Regions from separate parts of the Homo sapiens genome. Here region 1 is linked to region 2. Evidence: read pairs that join two places in POLR2A ChIA-PET (ENCODE). Cell type or tissue: OCI-LY7. All regions are shown on one strand.

Region 1 (8,000 bases), 230 kb after region 2:
TTTTTATTTTTTAGAGACATGGGGAGGAGAGGTCTCTTTACTTTTCCCAGGCTGGCCTTGAACTCCTGGTTCAAGTGATCCTCTGATCTCAGCCTCAGAGTAGCTTGGACTACAGCTGTGCACCACCATGCTGGCATAGAATATTATGGGGTTTTGATGAAAAAAAATTCTTGAAATTCCTTATTTTCTGTTTTCAAAGATATTTGAAAGGAATGTTGAGAGAGACTTCATCTGTTGGTAAAAGGAAACTGGACTTAAATAGGATGGGGTTCTGAGGTCTAGAGAGGACACAGATGGGTCACCTCTTTAAGTTCACTGGGTAGAGCCAAGGGACCGTTACTAGAAGTATGTCATAAGAAAGTACAAGATTAGATTCACGGTAAACAGGATCACCAACCCAACTGGGGCTAGACTTAGAGATGAACTCTGGCTACAAAGCCAGAAAACTGAAGGGAGGTGGTGGAGAAGGTTTGAAACATGTGGATCATGCTAGAGTGGCCTGGAACATGCTATAATAAGGTGCAGTAGCTCTTGAATTAGTTGTGTAAATGAGAATATCAATTCTAGACTCAGACTGCCTGGGTTCACAGTAAGTGTTAGGGATTATTGTGATCATTATTTCCATTGACTGCAGCATCATATACTCATATCCACTGAATGGAAAAGGGTTTAGAAGTATTTAAGTGAGAATAATTACTTAACATTGTAATATAATTATGACCAGTTCAGTAAAGTGTAGAACAAAAATTGGACACACAGCCTTGGGAAGAGGAGACAAAACTGTCATTTTGTATAAATGATACGATTGTGTATCTAGAAAACCTAAGAGAATTAATTAGTGCTTAGTAATGAACTCTGTGACCTTAGGCAAATTATGTCATCTCACTGGGTTTGTTTTTTCATCTACACATTAGGATAATAACTATAATTAATTTATAGGATTATTGTGAAGATTTGCTGAGAAAATACATTTAAAACCCACGACATAGTGCCTGCCATTTGGCAACTGCTCAATACTTTAAGATACAACTGTACTTTTTGTATCACTCTTGTTATTTTTATTACGGCAGCCATAGAATGAATTTGTAAAAATAATTCCCTTGACGATATATCTTCTATAAACAGTTAAAACCATGAAGGAGAGAAAAGTCTCATTTGTAATCAGAAAAAAATTTTTTTTTAATTGAAAAAATTATAGAGACGAGGTCTCCCTGTGTTGCCCACGCTGGTCTTGAACTCCCGAGTTCAAGTGATCCTCCCGCCTTGGCATCCCAAAGTGCTAGGATTACAGGCGTTGGCCACCGTCCAGGCCAAAAAAAAACCTTATAAAATTCTCAAGAATAATCTTTATAAAGAATACTAGACTCTATGAAGAGAACTCCAAAATCTACTCAGAGAAAAATAACAACTCGAATAAGCAAAGGAAACTATCATTTTCCTGAAAGTTTCAATATTATAAAGATGTCAGGTTTAATAAAATTCGAATCAAATCTCAACCTGATTTTGGGGTGAGAAACTTTAATGATTCTAAATAAATCTCTCTGGATTAATGAGTGGCAAATGAGATAATGGTAGTTAGCAAACTTTATTGTACAAGGGCAGGGCCAAGAAGAATAAAAATATTCATAAGCCATGTTCCCATCCTTTAACATAAAAACAGTTCCGTGAATTTAATTTTTTAAAAATCCTCATTCTTTTTTACTCTATTAAATAAAAGAATGCTAGCGAGACAATGAGCATTTCTTTGTAGACATTACACTATTAATAATCCGGATGTATTTGAGATTTACATATATTTTATCCCCAGCATTTCTGAATTCACCAAGGGACATTCAATATATTATCTCATACCTGGAAGAGCCTTGTGAGGTTTTTGGTGTTTGGGGACAGAGCCTCGTTTTGTCGCCCAGGCTGGAGTGCAGTGACGCCATCACAGCTCACTGCAGTCTTGAACTCCTGAGCTCAAGAGATCCTCCTGTCTCAGCCTCCCAAGTAGATAGGACTACAGGCGTGTGACGCCACACTCGGCTAATATTTTATTTTCTTATTTTTTGTAGAGACAGGGTCTCCCTGTGTTGCCCTGGCTAGGTAAGTCTGTTTTATCATCAGCTCTAACGAGAAGGGGAAAAACCGACTCAGGCTAGGAAACTTGACAAGGGCAAAGAATGAGTCAACGGCAAAGGCCGGAATGCAGTCATGCCACTCGATATAAGGAACCACAGCCTGTGCCAGGTCCTGGGGGCCCACTTAATCTTAAATGCAGTCTTTCACTTCATACAACACACAGGAGATAGGATGCAGCAAGTTAGAAAAATTACTCATACCACCTCCCAGATGTGCAAAGAATTTAGAGTGCATTTTCCCTATGCGTGCTCGTTTAGAAGCGCACCTGCTCCTCTTCACCTCCCAGGTAGCAGGGGAAAGGCTAGATTTAATCTTGTTACAATATTTCCATTTCTTCTCATTGATACAGGCTTGTTTCAGTGTAAACATGTGGTCCATTTGAAGTTCAGCTTCCCACTAGTGCTAATGAAAATAATGAAAATCTTTACCTGGTTGAGTAAATGTTTTCAGGTAAAATACTCTATCTCTCAAATTTAGTCTCCTCTTCCTCTTCCTTGACCTGGTAGAAGGGGCAGGACTTACCTGGGTTTCTCGATGAGGAGCTCCTGCGGTAAGGAGGGAGCCCCGCGCAGCACCGAGCATGCGCAGGCCTCGGGATCGCGGCGGGGCCGGAACCGCGGCGGGGCTGGAACCGCAGGCTCGAGTCTCTGGCTCCCTGCGGCCCTCGGCGAAGGCTGGGCTCTTCCGTCAGGCCTGGCCTTTGCCCCGCTGAGGCAAATCACTGTTGTCCTGGAGGTGTCTTTCCCCCTTGTAACAGATGTGTTTTTGAAAGATTCCCGACCAGGCTTCCTTAAGATAAGCTGGTCTGTGTTTCCTGAACCCTTCCCACCCCGAGATGCGGGCGGGAGTCACTCCCGGAAGGAGGAGCGTAGGACAGATGCTCTTCCAGGCTGGAAGAGGGCAGGCAACTCCCGCCCCTGCTGCTGGGGTCACTGCAGGTAGCCAAAAAGAGCGGGGGAACGGGATGGATGGTCAGATGTTCCCAATGTCTGTTTTTGGGCTGAGATGAGGTCATGCAGCGTGGCTGGGGCGGAGTAGGATGGTCTTGGTCCCCAGCAAGTGTCACCAGGCTCAGAAGCTCCTGCAGGTCTTTTGGATGGAGGAAGACACAGAGGTGGCTGACTTGAGGACCAGGGGCCTTTTGGGTCCCCAGAGGGCAAGAGCGAGAGGGCTTGACAGCAGGAGCTTGTGTGGCTCCAACGGGGGAGAGTTTTGGTGGGGGTTGTGGCATAGGCTCAGAGGGAGTGACTTTACTGAAGACAGCCCACTGGGCACTGACCAAGCCACGAATGATCCCAGCAGCAAATTTCACCCCCCAACAGCAGCAGAGCAAACAGTAATCAGGCAGGCATGGGGCATTGCCTCTGAGACCAGAGGAGGCCTGAGACAACATACCACTCAGGAACCCTTTTATCCTACAGGCATCACAAGGATATAGTAAGTCCTGCCCTTTCTACCAGGTCAAGGAAGAGGAAGAGGAGACTAAATTTGAGAGATAGAGTATTTTACCTGAAAACATTTACTCAACCAGGTAAAGATTTTCATTAGCACTAGTGGGAAGTTGAACTTCAAATGGACCAAATGTTTACACTGAAACAAGCCTGTATCAATGAGAAGAAATGGAAATATTGTAACAAGATTAAATCTAGCCTTTCCCCTGCTACCTGGGAGGTGAAGAGGAGCAGATGTGCTTCTAAATGAGCACGCATAGGGAAAATGCACTCTAAATTCTTTGCACATCTGGGAGGTGGTATGAGTAATTTTTCTAACTTGCTGCATCCTATCTCCTGTGTGTTGTATGAAGTGAAAGACTGCATTTAAGATTAAGTGGGCTGGCCAGGCACGGAGGCTCACACCTGTAATCCCAGCAATTTGGGAGGCCGAGGTGGGCAGATCACTTGAGGTCAGGAGTTCCAGACCAGACTGGCCAACATGGCAAAACCCCATCTCTACTAAAAATACAGAAAAAAAACAAAATTAGCTGGGCATGGTGGCGGACACCTGTAATCCCAGCTACTCAGGAGGCTGACACATGAGAGTTGCTTGAACCTAGGAGGTGGAGGTTGCAGGGAGCCGAGATCGTGCCACTGCACTCCAGCCTGGGCAACAGAGTGAGCCTCTGTCTCAAAAAAAAAAAAAAAAAAAAAATGAGCTACTCTGATTCAAGTGAGGTAAGATCCAGGGTCCGGACCAATCCCTGGGACATTTCAATGAAAGTATCTTTGTAGCACACCAAAGCGCCACCGGAAATGATCTGAAAGCTATTACCTTACATGTCACTCCACTCCCAAACCACTTCAACCTCCCCCATTTCCACCCATAATTACTTGGTGTTGAAAGCAGAGAGTCTGACATCAGCTTTTGGGTACAGAGTAAATCACAAACAGGACAGTATGGTAGGAGGAAACATACCAGCTAAATGTAAAGACATAGACATGGTTTAACTGATCTTCTTACAACATACTAACTACTATTACTGTTTGAACAAGTGCTTTGGGGCCAATGATTGTTGAAATATTATGACTTTCCATGTTGTGAACATTCAGCCTCCTGGTCAGAACTGAGAGGCTAATGAGGAGGATTCTCCAGGTGAAAACATCCATTACCCATTAAGGCTGTGTGTTGGACATCTGAACGAGAGAGCAGGGTGGTCGAGAGGAAATTCTACAAGAGGTGACAGCAGCAAGCCTGCCAACAGACTGCTCTGAGCGGTTCCCATTCACCCGGTACAGCTGTCTAAAGGATTATGCCAATGAGGAGAGGGCCTTTTGTCAGAGACCCTGTCCCATCCGACCATTTGTAAAGCTGCCTCATGAGACAGGGCTGGCGGAGGCTCTGCAAACATTCTGGTGACCCCCTCCTGGACAAAGCAGACCTTCACAAAGAGACTCTCAGAGCGGGAGGACTCTGTCCCACCTTGTGTATAGCCCCTCTGAAAGCATAATTTTTCAATGGTTCATTATAAGCATATATGCCCTAGGTTAAAAAAAAATTAAATAGTACAGAAGGATTTATAATGAAAATCAATAGCTCTCCTCTCACAGTCCCCATCCCAAAGGGAAAATTCTTTTTAACTAGTTGAATCGTCTCTGTTTTTATTCTTATGGTGATTGCCTCATATCCTTAAACAATATGCTAACGCAGGTATTATTTTGCTTTGGTTTTGGTTTTTGTGAGACAGGGTCTTGCTCTATCACCCAGGCTGGAGTGAAGTGGCACCATCTTGGCTCACTGCAGCCTCGGCCTCCCTGGCTCAAACAATCTTCCCACCTCAGCCTCCTGAGTAGCTGGGACTACAGCTGCATGCCTCCATGCCCGGCTAATTTTTGTATTTTTTTGTAGAGATCAGGTTTCATCATGTTGCCCAGGCTGGTCTCAAACTCCTGAGCTCGAGTGATCCACCTGCTTTGGCCTCCCAGAATGCTGGGATTACAGGCATGAGTCACCGTGCCTGGCAGTTGTTTCTTGATACAGTATTTTATAGCTTTGTTTGTTTTGTTTTGTTTTTAGAGACAGGATCTTATTCTGTCACGCAGGCTAGAGTGCACAATCAGAGCTCACTGTGACTTTGAGATTCTTGAGCTCAATCCATCTTCCCACCTAAGCCTGATGAGAGGTTACAAGCGTCCATCATCACGCCTGGTTAATTTAAAAAATAATAATAATTTTTTTGGCTGGGCCCGGTGGCTCACGCCTGTAATCCCAGCACTTTGGGAGGCTGAGGTGGGCGGATAACCTGAGGTCAGGAGTTCGAGACCAACTTGGCCAACATGGTGAAACCCCATCTCTACTGAAAAAAATACAAAAAAATTAGCCAGGCCTGGTGACGCATGCCTGTAATCCCAGCTACCTGGGAGGCTGAGGCAGTAGAATTGCTTGAACCCGGGAGGGGGAGGTTGCCGTGAGCTGATACTGTGCCACTACACTCCAGCCTGGGCGACAGAGTAAGACTCCATCTCAAAATAATTAATTCATTAATTTTTTTTTTGGTAGAAATGGTGGTCTCATTATGTTGCCTCCAGGCCTCAAACCTCCCACAGCCTTGGGATTAGAGGCATGCACCACCTTGTTTGGCCTTAATATAGTATTTTCGGGAACTATCTATTGACTTTCTTTTTATGCAAAATGAAGATTTAATGCACATTTACCCAGCCCCTTCTAATAATAGAATTATGTTCTTATTTTGAATTCCTCTTTCCTTGCATTTATGATTTTAAATTAGCACCTTCATTTCTCATGATGTCGCCTATTGACTTTATCTCTTCCCATTTTCTTACATCTCTTCTCTTTTTAAGTTTCTTTTTTCTTTTCTTTTATTTATTTATTTTGAGACAGGGTCTCACTTTGTTTCAAACAAAACAAACAAAACAAAAAACAGGTTGCTGGGATCCATTCACAGACATTCCAATTCAGTAGGTCTGGGGCAAGACCCAAGAATGTACATTTCCAACAAGTTCCTGGGTGATGCTGGTGCTCTCAGTATGGTAATCATACTTTGAGAACCATTGGTCTAAGGGAAGCATGGCCACTGCAGTAATCGGGATATTGCTTTGGCTACTTTAGGAAGTTTCTGGGTTTTTTTGTTGTTTTGTTTTGTTTCGTTTTGTTTTTTGAGACAGAGTTTCACTCTGTTGCCTAGGTTGGAGTGCAGTGGCGCAATCTTGGCTCACTGCAACCTCCGCCTCCTGGATTCAAGCAATTCTCATGCCTCAGCCTCCCAAGTAGCTGGGATTACAGGTGCCTGCCACCATACCTGGCTAATTTTTGTATTTTTAGTAGAGACAGGATTTCACCATGTTGGCCAGGCTGGTCTCGAACTCCCGACCTCAGGTGATCCACCCGCCTTGGCCTCCCAAATTGATGGGATTACAGACATAAGCCACAGCACCCGCCACTACTTTATTTATTTATTTGTTTATTTATGAGACAGAGTCTCACTGTGTCACCTAAGATGGAGTGCAATGGCACAATCTTGGCTCACTGCAACCTTTATCTCTCAGGTTCAAGCGATTCTCATGTCTCAGCTTCTTGAGAGCTGGGATTACAGGCGCCTGTCACCACACCTGGCTAATTTTTGTATTTTTAGTAGAGATGGGGTTTCACCATGTTGACCAGGCTGGTCTCAAACTCCTGACCTCAAGTGATCTGCCTGCTTCAGCCTCCCAAAGTGCTGAGATTACAGGCATGAGCCCACGCCTGGCCCCTGCCACTACTTTAATAGTCACCAAAATAAATAGAGTGGACCTCTCTGTCAGATAGAATTCCTAGCTAGCCTACAGTGTAAGAGGATAGAGAGGCTGAGCATCAAGAAAATGTCCTGGGTCCCCAGGCTCCTTCTACCCATGGCTCTGTCATCTCCTTGGGAGCTGCCCTCATCTTCATGTTTGAAGCTGACCTACTACCACCAAATCTTCATATTAGCCAGAATGGAGGAATTGAGCCAGTGGAGAGCACACAACTTCTTTTAAAGAAAAATTTACAAATTGCCCACATCATTTCCACTCATATCCTATTGGCCAGAACGTAGTAACATGACCACACCTAGGTGCAAGGGAGGATGGGAAAAGTTGCTTCTAGCTTGGTGATTACGTGTGGAGATACAATTCAGAGAAGTTCTATCATAGAAAGGAAGGAGGGGGAGATGGATATTGAGGGGCAATTAACAATCCCTGCTGCAGTGGTTCCATTTTCTTTTCCAGTAGTTGTTCAGATGTGCACAGGATACAATTTTAGCCAATGAGATGGGAGAAAATGCCTACTAGGGGCTTCTGGAAAGTTTTCCTTTCTCTAAGGGAGATAGAGTATTTTTCTTGGGATTCTGCCATGTTGGATATGAACCCTAAAAGAGCATGTACATCTTGTCACCGTGAGGGGAG
Region 2 (8,000 bases):
GCAAGCTGCAAACGATAATCTGCCACTTGTCACTGATTTATTTTCCCTCTTTTCTTTTTGTTTTTCAAGAGTATAAGTTTCAATGTCTGTGTATTTGTTTTTGTTATTTTGGCAGTCTAGTGAAAGTTTTCAATGTAAACAAAACTCTTACTCTTAAAGAACAAGCAACTCTATTACATTGCATAAGAAGGCAGTTCTTAAAGACAATGGTCTAATTAGCAGTCTTTGAAGCCAATTCAATAGTAATATCAAAGCCACTTCTAGTATTTCAAGCCCGAATTTAGAAAATGGCCTTGATATTTTCAGTCTAAAACTATAGTCTGACCTTACTATTAATTTTGGAACACACCATAATGTAGACAACTGCTGAAATCACTTGATGTTATGAACCCGGAAATCACACCCTCTTAAACGATACATCACACCCATTAAAATTAACTGTAAAATCCATTTTGTATTGATTTTGTTTGAATTTGGTATTCAACTAAGATGCTTTACATGCGTAAATATTGCCACAGCTGTATATACAACGGTTTTGTTGAATCCATTGATGCTTTAAGTTGAAAGAGCATACGTTATGGGTTTTGTTTGGTTTCACTGAGAAGAAGGCCAAAGGATTTTTCTAGCAATGTTTCAACAAAATGCAAAATTAGATGCCAGTCCAGAAGCCTTAAGGATGTGAAATGTTTTGAAAATACAGATTTTCAGCTATTTCCTAGCTTTAACCGACATGTGTGCTTAAGTGAAGGCAGAAGGAAACCTGGTACACTTCTGCTGAGTACAGTGTTTCTTAAACATGCACCTGTTAAGAGATAGAGAAGCAAATTTAATTTCCTTTTTAGCCTTCTATATCCCATTGTTGATTTTATACATGCCCTCCTTAAATATGAACTCCTAAAATTGTGTTTGGAACACATATTGGAAGAAAGTATAGAACAGTATATAGGACAGTCCTAGGTTCAAACTTCGTAGCCATAACTTCCTGGCTGTGTTGTAATCTGGAGCAAGTTACTCCGTCTGTACCACACTTTCCTCATCTGTAAAATGGGGTAATGCTACTTAGCACTCCAGTTGATTAAGAAGCTTAAATAGACCGGGCGTGGTGGCTCACACCTGTAATCCCAGCACTTTGAGAGGCCAAGGAGGGCCATCACCTGAGGTCAGGAGTTTGAGACCAGCCTGGTCAACATGGTGAAACCCCATCTCTACTAAAAATACAAAAATTAGCCAGGCGTGGTGGCACACACCTGTAGTCCCAGGTACTCGGGAGGCTAAGGCAGGAGAATCGCTTGAACCCCAGAAGCGGAGGTTGCAGTGAGCCAAGATCGTGCCATTACACTTCAGCCTGGGTGACAGAGCAAGTCTCGGTTTAAAAAAAAAAAAAAGGAGCTTAAATAAAATCAGATAATGTTGAAGTACCTAGTAAACTGTTTAGCATGTAGGCATTCAATATATTTTAGATATTTATTTATAGTTTTGTTATCGTTTTTGTTTTTATGGGCTCAAAAATTAAATTATAAAAAATTCATATGCTGCTACTTTTGCTTGATGTTATTATATATATAGACATGTATATTTTTATTTATTTATTTATTTATTTTGAGATGGATTTTCACTCTTGTTGCCCAGGCTGGAGTGCAATGGCACAATCTCAGCTCACTCCAACCTGCGCCTCCCAGGTTCAAGCGATTCTCCTGACTCAGCCTCCCTAGTAGCTGGGATTACCGCCATAAGCCACCATACCTATGCCTGGCTAATTTTTTGTATTTAGTAGAAACAGGGTTTCACCGTGTTGGTCAGGCTGGTCTGGAACTCCTGACCTCAGATGATCCACCCACCTCAGCCTCTCAAAGTGCTGAGATTACAGGCGTGAGCCACCGCACCCGGTGATGTTACAATAGATATATTTTATTTATTTATTTATTTATTTTGAGATGGAGTCTCGCCCTGTTGCCCAGGCTGAAGTGCAGTAGTTCGATCTTGGCTCACTGCAAGCTCCGCCTCCCGGGTTCAAGCCATTCTCCTGCTTCAGCCTCCCGAGTAGCTGGGACTACAGGCGCCCACCACCACGCCCGGCTAATTTTTTGTATTTTTTAGTAGAGACGAGGTTTCACCGTGTTAGCCAGGATGGTCTCAATCTCCTGACCTCGTGATCTGCCCGCCTCGGCCTCCCACAGTGCTGGGATTACAGGCATGAGCCACCGTGCCCGGCTGTTACAATATTTTTTAAAGAGCAATGATCATGTGTCTAAATAACATGAATTTGTTTTTTACTAAATTAAATATTATTTTATTACATGTAATCTAATGGCAATCTAACTAATGAGCTTGATGCAATCAAAACCACTCAAGAAAAATGATTAGAATTCTCTACACAACTGTTTCCTTTTCTTTATCTGATTATGGTTTTGGTTTAAGTATGGAGGGTTTTATTTGTTTTCTTTTCCTATCTTTTTCTTTTTCTTTTTTTGGAAACAGGATCTTGCCCAGGCTAGAGCGCAGTGATACAATCTCAGCTCACTGTAGCCTTGACCTCCTGGGCTTAAGTGATCCTCCATCTCAGCCTCCCGAGTAGCTGGGATCACAGGTGTGTGCCATCACGCTCGGCTAACTTTTTATTTTTGTAGAGATGAGGTCTCATTATATTGCCCAGGCTGGTCTCAAACTCCTGGGTTCAAGCTATCTTCCAGCCTTAGCCTCCTAAACTGCTGGGATTACAGGCATGAGCCACCACACCTGGCCTCCTTTTTTAAAAATATTGTTTTGGAGTAGCATTAGTTGAGTGAATACTCATCACATTAAAAATAAGACGTTTGAAAACTACCACCGTCAAATGATTTAGGGCATACCAGTCTCATATAGAGTATTTGTAAGGCACGATGATGTAAAGGATTCAGGCTGCTGAGGTCTGTGGCAGGAAGCACAGAAAGACTGTTTCCAAACATGACATATTATACTCTATTGCTTCATGCTTATTAATCTGTTTATGACAAAACTCATGAATAAAGTTAATAAATGCCCTTACTACTATTTCATGCCCTATCCCAGGCCATGGGGACAGAAAGATGGAAAGATGAGCCAGACATGGTTCTTCTATCTAGAGAAGGCAGCATACGTGTGAACAGGCCATTATGACTTAATATAATGAATGCAATGGCAGGAATATATAAAAGGAATTATGTGAACATAGAAGTCAGCCTAGGAACTCTGCCTGGGTAGATCAGAAGGATGCCCCAGTGCACATGTCTAGGTTTTGCAAGCTATGCAGAGGCAAACAGGAAGGGGAGGGCTCATTGAGGGAGACCTAAGCCTGCACACAGACAGAAGGATGAAAAACGCCTAGCCCTCCAGGAGTCAGATGTGACTGCAGCTCCATGCCCACAAGGGAAAACATCCAGGCATGAAGTTGGGAATGCTGGTTGGAAATACATTTTCAAAGTTCCTACAGGCAATACATAGCCAGAAAAGGATGTTATTTATTTATTTATTTTCATTTTCTGTATTAAAAAAATATATATATATTCACATAGCTCAACAATTGAAATATGGCAGCCTGGACCACATGTGAAACCCTGTCTCTACAAGAAATACAAAAATTAGCCAGGTGTGGTGGTATGCACCTGTAGTCCCAGCTACTCGGGAGGCTCAGGTGATCCTCTCACCTGGGAAGTCGAGGCTGCAGTGAGCTGTGATTCCTCCACTGCACTCCAGCCTGGGCTATAGAGTGAGACCCTGTCTCAAAAAAGAAAAACAAAAAAATTAAAATACGAGGGAAAAATGCATTGACTCAATACACAGTTCCCATTCCCCTTAACAGGTAACCTACCATGACCAATTTTCTTTTTTCTACATAGATGTATGCTTTTTGCATATTTAAACATTATGAGTATGTGTTTTCCCCTTTTTTACCCAAAGGATAGTACACTATGTACACTATTGTACAGCTTGCTTTTTTCACTTAACAATATGTCTTAGTAATATTTCCATATTTCCATAGAGAACTTTCTAGTTATGTTTTGCAGCTACATAGTATTCTACTATATGGATATATTACAATTTACATAACCAGTTTCTTCTTTGCCACACATTTAATTAGTCCCAATATTTAGCTTTCTCATACAGTGCTTTAATAAATAAATAATAGGCTGGCCGCAGTGGCTCACGCCTGTAATCCCAGCACTTTGGGAGGCCGAGGCGGGTGGATCATCTGAGGTCAGGAGTTCGAGACCAGCCTGGCCGACATGGTGCAACCTCATCTCTACTAAATATATAAAAAAATTAGCCGGGAATGGTGGTGAGCGCCTGTAATCCCAGCTATTCAGGAGGCTGAGGCAGGAGAATCACTTGAACCCGGGAGGCGGAGGTTGCAGTGAGCCAAGATCGCGCCATTACACTCCAGCCTGGGCAACAAGAGCAAAACTCCATCTCAATAAATAAATAAATAAATAAATAAAATAAAATAGTATTGTAAACATATAATTTTGTCCTAATATGTCTTCAGGATAAATCCCTGAAGTGGAGTTACGAGGTCAAAGATTGTATTAATGAGGTTACGTTTTGCTACAATAACAAACAACTCTCAAATCTGTCAATAAACATACCAAAAATATTCCAACCCCTAGTACATGTCCTGTGATGTTCGTTTTGCAGGAGATTCCTGCTCCACACAGTCTCTCAGAGACCCAGGCTTGGGTCTTGTGCCTGCACCATCTGGAACCCACAGCCTTCACAGTCATTGCCGCAGGGGAGAGACAACCTTGAACCAAAAGTGACAAACATTATTTCCACTTATATTTTATTGGCTAGAACTAGTCACATGGCCCTGCCAAACTTCAGGAAGGCCAAGAAGTACAGTTTTTGTGTGTGTTTCTGGTAGGAGAAGAGAGTACAATATGGGTGAGCACTAATTATATCTATCAGAAAGCATGCATGCTTTTTTCATTGGCAAAAGTCTGCCAAATTACCCTCCGTAGGCTTTCCCAGTGGACACCACTAGGAGTGCCACCAGCACTGTTGAAAGCGCCTGTTTCTCCACAGTTTCATCAACGTACTCTTTCATCAAACTTTTGGGTTTTCCATTTGTAATACTCTTATTATGAGCAATGTTGAACCTATATTTGAGTCATTTGTATTTCCTTTTCAATGAACTGTCATGTCATATCCTTCAGCATTTTTTTTTTTTTTTTTTTTTTTGAGATGGAGTCTCGCTCTGTCACCCAGGCTGGAGTGCAGTGGCGCGATCTCAGCTCACTGCAACCTCTGCCTCCCGGGTTCACGCCATTCTCCTGCCTCAGCCTCCCAAGTAGCTGGAACTACAGGCGCCTGCCACCACGCCCGGCTAATTTTTTGTATTTTTAGTAGAGACGAGGTTTCACCGTGTTAGCCAGGATGGTCTCGATCTCCTGACCTCGTGATCCGCCCGTCTCTGCCTCCCAAAGTGCTAGGATTATAGGCGTGAGCCACTGCACCTGGCCTCCTTCAGCATTTTTTAGATGACTGTTAGTCTTTTTCTTACTGAGTTGTTGGAGTTATATATTAGAGAGAATACCCCTTTGGTTTTGATTTACTTTTTCTTTCTCTCTTTCTTTCTTTCCTTTCTTCTTTCTTCTTTCTTTCTTTTTCTTTCATCTGTCCTCCCGTTTCTACGTATACAAAAGGTGGCATATTATACACTCTCTTTGCTTTTCAAAATTCTGTAGTATATTCTGGAAATCATTCATTTTATTAAAATCTTCTTCCTTCTTTGCTAGGGTTGCATGGTAGTCTATTGGGTGATTGTACCATAATTCACTCACACAATCTTCTATGGATGTGCAGTTTATTTCCAATATTTTGCTATAGCAAATAATGCCACAATGAATAACTTGAGTCTAGTTGTTTCATATGTGGGGAGGCATATCTTCAGATAAACTCCTAGAGGTTGAATTGTTGGGTGAAAGTGTCGAAGAGTAGCTGGTTTGACTAGACATTGCCATATCCCCCTCCCAAGGGGCTGTACCTTTTGTACTCCCACCAGCAGTATATTAAAATGCTTAGCTCTGGGGTGTGCTTTTTAAGTTCTGGACAAAGAATGTATCTTATCAAGAAGATATGAAGGCTTATGATACAAAGAGCTAACATTTGTTGAGCACTTTATAATACGTTCATAATTATAGTAAGCAAAGGCAAGGCGTATGTTATCTCATTAATACTTCACAGTAACTCAGTAGCCACTCTTATTATCCCTTGATTTGTAGAGGAGAAAACCAAAAAAGGCATGGAAAAGGTACTAGCTTAAGGTCATAAAGTTTCAAATGCAGGACTGAGTGAGTAATAATTGAATCCTTGAAGTCATCCACAGTAATACCCTCCTTTTCAGTATACCTATCTCCAGATAGGGCTAAAAGCAGTTTAAACTATCTGAGGGAGATGGTGCATAGTGAAATCTCACATTTACATATGCCAGGTAAGCATCCCAAATTCAAACATCTGAAATCGAAAATGCTCCAAAATCTGAAACTTTTTGAGCACTGAAATGATGCCCAAAGGAAGTATTCACTGGATCATTTTGGATTTTGGATTTTCAGATTTGGGATGCTCAACGAGTAAGAATAATGCAAAGATTCCAATCCAATTCAAAAAGATCTGAAATCCAAAACAGTCTGGTCTCAAGCATTTTGGATAAGGGATAGTCAACCTGCAGTACCAATGCTTCCAGGCACAATCTAATGAGATGGGGTGAGGGAGTAGCGGAGGAGTGTTTGTGGATAATGACAATGGACTTCAGGTAAATGAACATAATTTAGCACGTGTGTCCACAGTGACAGGCACTGGTCTATGAAACACTGTTTAAGAAGGGGACCCAGGTGTTAGTGGAGACAGATCCCTGAAGACAGAACAGAAGCAGCACTGTCCCACAGAGACCGGTTAGAGATTTAGCGTCCAAAGGCATTTAACTAAATTTTTATTAGTTTTCATGTTGCAGTTTTCTGTTCATGGTTTAGAGCCAGTGACTCTTTTTTCAAGACTCAAACATTTGTATCCTCTTGAAAGGCTCATAAGCCTAGGCCCAGCATCTATAGTACATATGAGACAACCACCTGTTCTATGCCCTTACAGGACTGCTATGTGGCTAAGTGAGATGATGAGGTGAAAGGACTTTCAAACTGTAGAGTGAAATATAAGTATTTGTTATGAATTTATTACAGAAAAACCAATCTACTATTGTTGCCATAGAGGACAGTATTATATACTGTGTGTGTCTGTGTGTGTGTGTGTGTGTGTGTGTGTATATATATATGTGTACATTGTCTTATGTTCTTTTTTTTTTTTTTTTTTTGAGACGGAGTTTTGCTCCTGCTGCCCAGGCTGGAGTGCAATGGTGCCATCTCAGCTCACCGCAACCTCCTCCTCCCGGGTTCAAGCGATTCTCCTGCCTCAGCCTCCCGAGTAGCTGGGATTACAGGTGCCCGCCACCACACCCAGCTAATTTTTGTATTTTTAGTAGAGACGGGATTTCCTCATGTTGGTCAGGCTCCCAGCCTCAGGTGATCCGCCTGCCTTGGCCTCCCAAATTTCTGGGATTACAGGCATGAGCCAGTGCGCCCGGCCTCTTGTCTTATTTTCAATGGAATGACTGCCCTGAGAATCCTTCATAATATACATTAATTAATAATTATGTATTAATATATGATATATAATACTAGTTATATGTAATTAAGTAATAAATGTTCATACACACATATAGTATTACATATAATACATTGTCTTACTTGTATGGAATACTAGTGTACTCTTGTTTGCTGTGCCTCATGAAGAAAATGTTTTGTACAGTGTAGTTGTTAAGAATTTAGTTCTAGATTCTGACTGCTTGGTTTGAATCCTGGCCTTCCTGCTTAGTAGCCATATGACTGTGGGCAAATAAACTGACTTCTCTGTGCCTCTCTTTCCTCATTAAAAATTTGAATGACAATAATAGTAAGGATTAAATTGTATAATACATAATAAGGTCTTAGGACAAT

What was found. Peaks named below come from ENCODE experiments on the same cell type or tissue, not always from the same donor. Only the 100,000 strongest peaks of a DNase experiment are listed, where the experiment ranks them.
Region 1: POLR2A ChIA-PET joins it to region 2 with 9 read pairs; 2 of 35 experiments call an interaction of 5 or more read pairs at or near these places.

What each region holds. Positions count from the first base shown.
Region 1 is chr18:3,406,901-3,414,900 of GRCh38, reverse strand. It overlaps a transcript of TGIF1 not described here. Among named protein-coding and RNA genes, the nearest start is that of TGIF1, 39 kb to the left of the region's middle. In OCI-LY7, no CTCF peak of the experiment used is centred here; no DNase peak of the experiment used is centred here.
Region 2 is chr18:3,640,856-3,648,855 of GRCh38, reverse strand. All of the region lies in intron 7 of DLGAP1 (DLG associated protein 1), which reads left to right. Among named protein-coding and RNA genes, the nearest start is that of DLGAP1-AS6, 8.2 kb to the left of the region's middle. In OCI-LY7, a CTCF peak has its summit at 4,983; a DNase peak (open chromatin) is centred at 3,275; H3K27ac peaks cover 697 bases.